2 separate regions of the Mus musculus genome follow, and region 1 is linked to region 2. A link is a loop called in an ENCODE intact Hi-C map of the cell type or tissue named here. Cell type or tissue: heart. All regions are shown on one strand.

Region 1 (4,000 bases), 190 kb before region 2:
CCATATGTAATGTGATTTGACACCCTCTTTGGGTGTGTCTGAATACAGTAATGGTGTACTCAGAAAGAAAAAAAAAAAAAAGCCTTTTGCCATTCCCAGTTCAATCTCTCTGCTTAATGGTTCAATTAAGATATGAGATCTCCGCTCTGGTTTCCTGTGCCAGTCATCATGCTGTACTGCTGTTATGGTCTGTAACTGCTCGTACGATCTATAGACCTCTAGAACCACAAACACAAGTGAACTCTTTAAAAAAATAAATACACCGTCCAGATGATGTACTATCCCTAATGCAATGAAGGGGCTCTGTCAGTAATCGCTATACTGTACTGCTTAGGAAATAATGCCAAGAAAAGACCTGTACAAGGTCTTTATCACCTCCATTTTAAAATATATATACACATATGGGTGTTTTGACTATATGTATGTCTGTGCACCACATATATGTAGTGCCCACGGAGGCCAGAAGACAGTGTCATACTCCTTGGGACTAGAGTTACAGATGGTTGTGAGCTACCCTGTGGGTGAGCAGCCAGTGCTCTTAACAGTTGAGCCATCTCCCTATTCCCAACCTCCTTTTTTGTTTATATTTTCCACCTGAGGTTGACTGAGTCCACAGTACAGAACCGGGGGACAGAGCAGGCTGATGACTCTGTGTGCCATCCCACATGTCAAGATCTCAGCAGTGTCCCTCCTTGTCACAAGGATGATGTTCCTTCCCAGCTTCCTATCTACCAGTCATTACATGGCAGACAACTTGGACAAATCTTTACCTAAGCTTGATTTCATTTAATCTTATGACATTCCAGCAAGTAGATTCATCTCCATTCGACAGGTGAAAAAACAGCCATAGGGAAGTCAAGCAAGGTCATGGGAGAACTGAGCCATGTCTGTCTTGCTCCTGCTTCCAGTGGCTGGCTAAACATCTGGGCTTCCGATGGGAACTAGCTGGACATAAAGAAACAGACAGCTTAACTGTTAGGTACCGAGGGAAGCAGCATGTAGTGAGTGTCACATACATGTATGTGAGTGTCACATAAGTCTCTTCATACATTTGGAGGTAACAATCCTAGTATGGGATGGAGAAAGACAGGTGGGACATGGTCATCAGAATAAACCTCCTCATAGTGGAGGGGGAAGAATGAGCTACAACCCATACTGGGGGTAAGGACCCTCATGGGAAAGGGGGAGAGGCTTCTAGTCACGGGTGCAATCGTCACTGTGATTGACAAGGAATCACCTGGTTCCAGGGAAGCGGTGCCTGCCTGCCTGCCTGCCTGCGGTGAGCTCTGAATCGGGGGTACTCTGCCTTGGACTGAGAATTGACTGTCAGCGATTAAAAATAATTTAATGCTGAACCAGGAGGATGGCCAGCTTGTAGCCAACACTTCTGAAAGCTGTGTGGTACCCAGGGAGCACAGTGCTTAAGCAGAGACCTAGCACTTTCCAGGATGTGGGAATAGAGTCAGGCCTCCTAACAGATTTCCACTCAGGTCTCCTCGGACACACACAAAGGCAGCCTGTGCGATGATTCTGTGCTGCCAGTGAATGCCTGGAGCTCCCTTCCCCGCCCGCCCTGCTGCCCTGTCTAGGCCGGTGCCAACACTGCACTGGGTCATTAGGGAAGCCTGTTTGGCAGCACACCTAATTGCAGCCTGTTGCCTGGGCAGACAGGCCAGGCAGCCACGAGACACTTGGATGGTGGCCCTTCTGGGTCAGGAGGTGGCTTATGCAGCTGCCAAGGCTACACAGCTTTTCAAGTCTTTTATCTGTTTGGTGGACAACAGCCTTGGAGAATTATGTCTAAGAGGTGGCAGGGTGGTATGGGTGGAGAGGTATCTAGCTGTTGGACTTGCAGTTACTAGGCAACAGGGACCAGCCACTTCCAGCTGCTAGATCTCCCTTCCTCTCTCTGCAAAATCAGCAGTCCCTGTGATGACTCCTGGCCCAGGGCCTCAACAGCTTTGGAAATGGTGAGATGCAGGGTCTCAGGCTCTATTCCAGACCTACTAAGGTTCAGAGTGGATCTACAACTTGGGTTCTACCATGTCTTCTCTGCACAGGATCATAGGTCTCTTCCTGACTCATATTGAATCATTGAATACATTGAGCTCACACTGTGTGAGGAAGTCTCTTGCTAAGAGATGGAAATGCCACTGACAGGGAGGCACGTTAATAGTATCAAAAATTCACCTCCATTCCCTGGGTGGCTCTACCTGTCCCTTGACACCCAGATCAAATGAGCACCATAGAGAAACCTCTGAGCAGCCTCTCTGGGGATGACTAATCAGGTCCCCTCTGCTGCCCTTGGTGGATGCTGTGTCCTGTTTGTGGGTTAGTCTCTCCTGCCCACCATATACATGGTCCCTCAGAGAAGTCTCCAGGAGAGTATGATACCTGGCTCTATCTCTGGTTTTTGGTGACAAGTATGAAAGTTGAGGTCGTGTGGACTCTGTCCAAGTACCTGTCAAACAGATACAACCTGCTTCTCTCTCTGTCTCTCTCTCTCTGTCTCTCTCTCCTCACCCCACCCCACCCCCGTTCTCCAGCGCTCTCTCTCTCTCTCTCTCTCTCTCCCCCCCCTCTCTCTCTCCCCAACCCCGGACTAAACCAAAGACAAATATCACAGGGAAGGCACCCAGCCTGGAGACACACAGAAAGAAGAAAGAAGGCAGAGGTTGTCAGTCAGGATGTAGTCACCTACAGCCTGAACTGCACAGTAGGTCCCTGGGAATGAGTCCTCTGGCTAGCAGGAGCTGCAGGGCAGAAGTCAGCAGCTGGAAAGGATGGGGAAGAAAGCTCTGATTGGGCAGGGAAGTGATTCCCAGGACCATCACTCACCAGCCTTTGATGGTGGTGGTGATGGTGGTTTTTTGTTTTGTTTTGTTTTGTTTTAAGATTTGTTTATTGTATTTATGGGTACACTGTAACTGTCTTCAGAGACACCAGATGAGGGCACTAAATCCCATGACAGATGGTTGTGAGCCACCATGTGGTTGCTGGGAATTTAACTCAGGACCTCTGGAAGAGCATTCAGTACTCTTAACCTCTGTGCCATCTCTCCAGCCCGGTGGTAGTGTTTTATTCCTCTGTACCTCATTTTCTTCAAGTGTAGTATGCAGCTGAAACGGGAAGTAGGGGGTGGGGGTGGGGGGCCTAGGGGATGGGGGTACATCACACCAGCATCCACACAACAGTGGCCTACTTCTGCTGTTTGATGCATTTCTGTGGCCTGAACCTCCTTTGTATCATCAGATACATCAAACAAGGCATCCTGGAGACCTCAATTTCCCCATTTGCAAATAAGTGAAATAAGTAGGCTGACCTGGATAGTAAATGTCATAACTACCTCTATGAACCTCTATCTTCTATCCCCAGGGCCTCCAGGGGAGGAGCCAGGAGCCTGGGGCTGTTAGCAAGAAACACTCACCCCAAGCAGTTACCACTGAGAAGGTGTTCAGCCAACCAGAAAGCCAGCCGTGTAATCTGTTCCCTCTGTGTTCTAGTCTTTCTGCTGCTTCTGGTCTGGTGAGCTCCACCCAAAAAGAAACAGACTAGCAGGAAGATTGGGTGGGCCCAGGCCTGTCCCAACAGCCCCTCCCCTCTCTAGCTCTCCTCAGCTGAGCAGGCAAGGGCAGGGAGAACAATGCCAATAACTTTGTCCCATGTTGGTTTAATGGCTGGATTCTGGCCAAAGGCTGGAATAGTCAAGAGCCATAGAGGCCTGGGCTGGCTGGGCTAGGATTTGGAGAGGGGTCACTGGGTGACTCACAGGTGACCTCCTGGGGGTCCTCACCTCTCAGCTGCCAGCCCCAGTTCCTCCAAGTTTATGGTTGACAAGAGACTAGTCCTGGTAAATCCCTGCATCATAACATCTGGAACGGGTCTCTGAGCACCTAAGGCAAAGAATCCCAGGTTCCTTTTGTCTGACCACAAGATTTCAGAACAGACTTGGGAGCTGTCAGGGTGGCTAATCTTTCCCTTCCCAGGTCTGGATGTCATA
Region 2 (4,000 bases):
TTGTCCCACCAAGCAATAAGGCCAGGGGATGACAGGTTAACACCAGAGTCAGGTCTCTATTAAAGGAGTCACCCTCAATAAAAACTATGTTCTGTCTTTTTCTAAAAGAATAATCTGGCCTCACAGAATTCCTTTGGTAGACAGTATTTGTTCTAGGATTGTATCTTATGCTGCCTACTTTAGGTTGCAATATGTTTCTAACACCCACTTTTTAAGGTTTTAAAATGGTATTTTAATTTTTCCCTTCAGTTTATATGTTCAGCCACCTGTACACTTTCTCAACACGTCCCTAAAGGGGGGGGGGGGAGGAGACAGAGACAAAGAGGTCCTCGATCCAAGGTTATATTAATAGAGAGGTCCAGACTTGGGACTATTTTAGGAAGTAGATTATTGGACAGGTTTGATTTCTAATTGGTCCCAGCTAGTTGGAACACAATATTAAGAGTGAAAGATCTCAATTATTTTCTCCCCATCCTCTAAAAGACTACCTTACTAGGACTCAGCTGTTCACCCAGAGAATATTAGCAGCAAGAGACTATCCCAACTAAATTCAATAACCCCCTTTTCAGAGAGAGCTGAGTCCACAGCCAGGTTTCCTGAAGCACTACTTGCCCGCTCTTACTACTGAAGCCTCTAGAGTGGTCCTTGAGGAAGTGCTGTACCTAGTAGTTGATGGCTATTCTGGAGTGGGTGTTAAACCTGAGAATGAAGAGGGCCTTGTCTTTAAGAGGTCAAAACTGGGGCTAAATTAGTTGGATCTCAGGCCCCCCCCCCCCCCACACACTGTTATTTAGCTCTTGGTTAAGTTATGTAATTTTTCTGGAATTCAATTTCCTTGCTAGATTGAGGGTGGTTACAATACCTGCCTCACATGGTTGTTGTGGGGACTCACATAAGTCTACCTTTAAAAGCAGTGTTAGCAGCACATTTAAACCCCCGCCCCCCTTTAAATATTAGTTTCCAAATCCTTGGATTTTGAGAGGACGATGCTGGCATTTTCCAGGTGTTCCCATGGCTAGTTTAAAGGGTAAGAGATCACATTTGTAGGGCTGACACACTAACTGCCCTCCTGGAATGGAGGTGTGGACACAGCAGAATTCACATCTGGCAGAGAGGCTCGCAGGCACGAAGGGATGCTTACCAGCAGCCTTTCCTTTGAGGAGGCGGGGCCTTTACATGCCGGCCGCTGGCTACCCAGGCTTTCCCTCGGGCGCTGCCCAGGTCCGACCTGTTTCCCTCTCAGCTGGATGCGCGGTGAGGGCATCGTCCCAGCGCGGCCGATCAGGCCCAGGTGGGCGGCGGGTGAGGTAGGACCACCCGGCTTTCCGCAAGTTTGGGCAGCCCAGGAGACAAAGGCACTTTCTGCTTTGGGGTTCTTGTAGCGCGTCTCCCTGAAGCTCCCAGCCCCCTACCTTTGTTCCCAACTTCCCCCGGCGCTGCAACTCTTTGTCTGGCCGCCACCCCGAGCCCCTTTGTTGTCCACCGTCACTGCCAGTGAGGGGTGGGGACGGCGCCCACCATTCCTGAGAAAGGAAGTGAGCAGAGGCGGAGGCAAAGCCGCCCTCACACGCCCCCACCAGCTAGCCTGACTCTCGGTCGCCCTCGGGCGACAGCCATGGTCGAGCCTCAGCCCCTCGCTGGGGTCCTCAGCACGGAGGAGGGGCGCGGCGAGGCCAGCGTCCTCTGATTGGCTGTGGGAGTCGGGGCGCCGCGACGCCATTGGACCGCGGAGCTGTCTGGCGCACGAGTGCGCGAGGTGGGGAGGGGGCTCTGGAAGCTGCTGGAAATCGGGCCGCCCGGCGGCGTGAGGGGGCCGCGCGGCTGGGTGGGCGGGGCGCCCAGCAGTGGGCGGGGCCACTAACTCCGCCCACTGCCCCTCCCCGCGCGGCTGCTCCGACCGCGGGCGGCCGAGGGGCGGGCGCGCCGCTGCATCCCCATCCTCGGCGTAGCTCGGCACAGAGCGAGCAAGCAAGCAAGCGGCGCCTGGCCGGAGCGAGCGGACGCAGCGCCGAGGCCCGGCCATGGCCACCACCAGCACCACGGGCTCCACCCTGCTGCAGCCCCTCAGCAACGCCGTGCAACTGCCCATCGATCAGGTACCGGCGTCCGGGGCGTCGTGCCCTGGCCGCCTCTGCCGGCCGCGGTGCCACCCGGGCGGGAGCAGGGTGGGGGCTGGGGCCGGGACCGCCGTGCCCGGCGCCCGGCGGGGCGGGGGCGCGCGGCTGGCCTTGTCCCCTCGGCTGTCGCTCCGGCTGGTGCCTCTGTGCCCACCCAGCCTCCCATCGCCGCCCGGGCGGGGGTGGGCGCGGGCGGAGGCTCGGCGACAGCCCGCCGGGGAGGGCTAGACAGACGTGCGCGCGTGCATGCTGTCGCTGCCGGGCCACCGGGCGTCGGACCCGGGAGTCCCGGGACCGGTGGACCTGGCACTGCTGCGGGTTATCGGGAGACTAAGAATGGTTTGGGTGCCGAGTGCCCAGGACACGGCGTGGATGGACGAGGCTTAAGCTCTTCTGCACTTGGGGACAGTTTGCATTGAAGTGTGGCTCAATAGACGGAGAGGCAACAGTTTGGGGGAAGACAGGTTATGAAGAGAAGTCAACGTGACTTCACGATGCTAGGGTTTCTGGTGAAAAAGTTGCAGCTGTGGATAGGAGCAGCCATCCTACCCCCTCACCCTACCCCCAGAGAAGCTTTTGACACTAGGGAAGGCTGGCATTTAAATGAGGCCAGTCGAATTTGATTGTTTAAAGGGCCTCAGGATTACTGAAATAAACAGCATTGGGATGGAGAAAGCAGCGCCATTTTTATTGAGCAAAGGAACTTTGGAAGTATGTCCTGAGAAAGGTCTGGGAAAGTTGTTGGTGGGGTATGGTTAGATAGCTGGTCTAGCTCCAGTACTGAAGGAAATTGACTTTGGAAATTCAGCCTAACATTATTTCTGATCTGGAGGTGTTTGCACTTCCAAGGGCTATGGGCTCAGCTTGAGTAGCTGCTAGTGGTATCTTAAGGTTTGCATGTAAAACACAAGATTCCTCTCTGGACTTGAGCTGGAGGTGACACCTGAGCTGAACACTGTGTGCTCCAGGCTTTGTGCTTCACTGTTTAAAATAAAATATACTGAGTTACCTCAAAGGAGGGTTAAACCGTCCTGCTCAGTGTTCTGATCTGACTTCTTTCCTTTATTCCTCTCATAACTTTTCGATTAATAGTGAAATACCTGTTCTCCACACAGCTTACACAGCGGTTGTGGTGTGTGTCATGCTAATAGATTATAAGAGTGCCCCAAGTGGAATGATTCCTTTAATTCACAGAATTAGTCTTTGTTTATTAAGTTGATAATAATCAAAGGCTTTGGATACTCTCAGTTCTGTGGAGGAGTCTCACTATTTCCTAAGTGGAATCATGGCACCTGACCTCTAGGTGTGTGTTACACTTCTGACTTCAATAGGTTGTTCCCAGCCTACCAGTGCAGGTAGGGCAGGATCTTCTTGCTAATGAGAAACGTGTGTGTGTGTGTGTGTGTGTGTGTGTGTGTGTGTGTGTGTGTCCTTTACCTTTTTATTCTTTTGGTGAGGCAAATGATTGTGTATTCTCTCTGCCATAGCCCTATTAAGCTAATTCTTTTAAACTTCTATAAAGGATCATAACTTTTAAAAGTAATCTAATATCAATAAGCTCCTTTAAACATCTCAGCAGTCCAGAGAAAGTTCTTTGTGGAACTGAAGTGAGCAAGCAATCCAGGGAAGGTGACCTGAGTTAAGACTGACTTTATCAGCTAGAGGTCTTGTCTCTTGTGTCTTAGATAATCTGCATCTTCTGGTATACGCTTGAAGTCTGTAGAGCCCGAGTTTATATGGCCATTTGTGTAAGACAGTTGTTTGCTCTGTGATAAGCAAGTCTTAGGAATATTGGGTTAATCCATACAATCTGTACTTTTCACAGCAATAATTATTTCTGTGAATACCAAAGAATCTTCATGATGATACTCTTGGAGTAGTTA

What was found. Hi-C counts contacts between places; a loop is a spot of excess contacts. Peaks named below come from ENCODE experiments on the same cell type or tissue, not always from the same donor. Only the 100,000 strongest peaks of a DNase experiment are listed, where the experiment ranks them.
Region 1: it touches region 2 in a loop (2.3-fold over the local background); 1 of 42 quality-filtered maps calls a loop at or near these places.

The regions. Positions count from the first base shown.
Region 1 is chr12:24,640,843-24,644,842 of GRCm38, forward strand. No RefSeq gene overlaps it. Among named protein-coding and RNA genes, the nearest start is that of Klf11, 8.5 kb to the right of the region's middle. In heart, no CTCF peak of the experiment used is centred here; DNase peaks (open chromatin) are centred at 1,749 and 3,629; H3K27ac peaks cover 641 bases.
Region 2 is chr12:24,829,679-24,833,678 of GRCm38, forward strand. Mboat2 (membrane bound O-acyltransferase domain containing 2) reads left to right here and starts at 1,921. Exons shown (of 13, transcript NM_026037.3): 1 at 1,921-2,096. The coding sequence starts at 2,022. It overlaps 2900060N12Rik (RIKEN cDNA 2900060N12 gene), which reads right to left and starts at 1,639. Exons shown (of 3, transcript NR_166876.1): 1 at 1,142-1,639. In heart, a CTCF peak has its summit at 1,647; a DNase peak (open chromatin) is centred at 1,733; H3K4me3 peaks cover 3,337 bases; H3K27ac peaks cover 2,888 bases.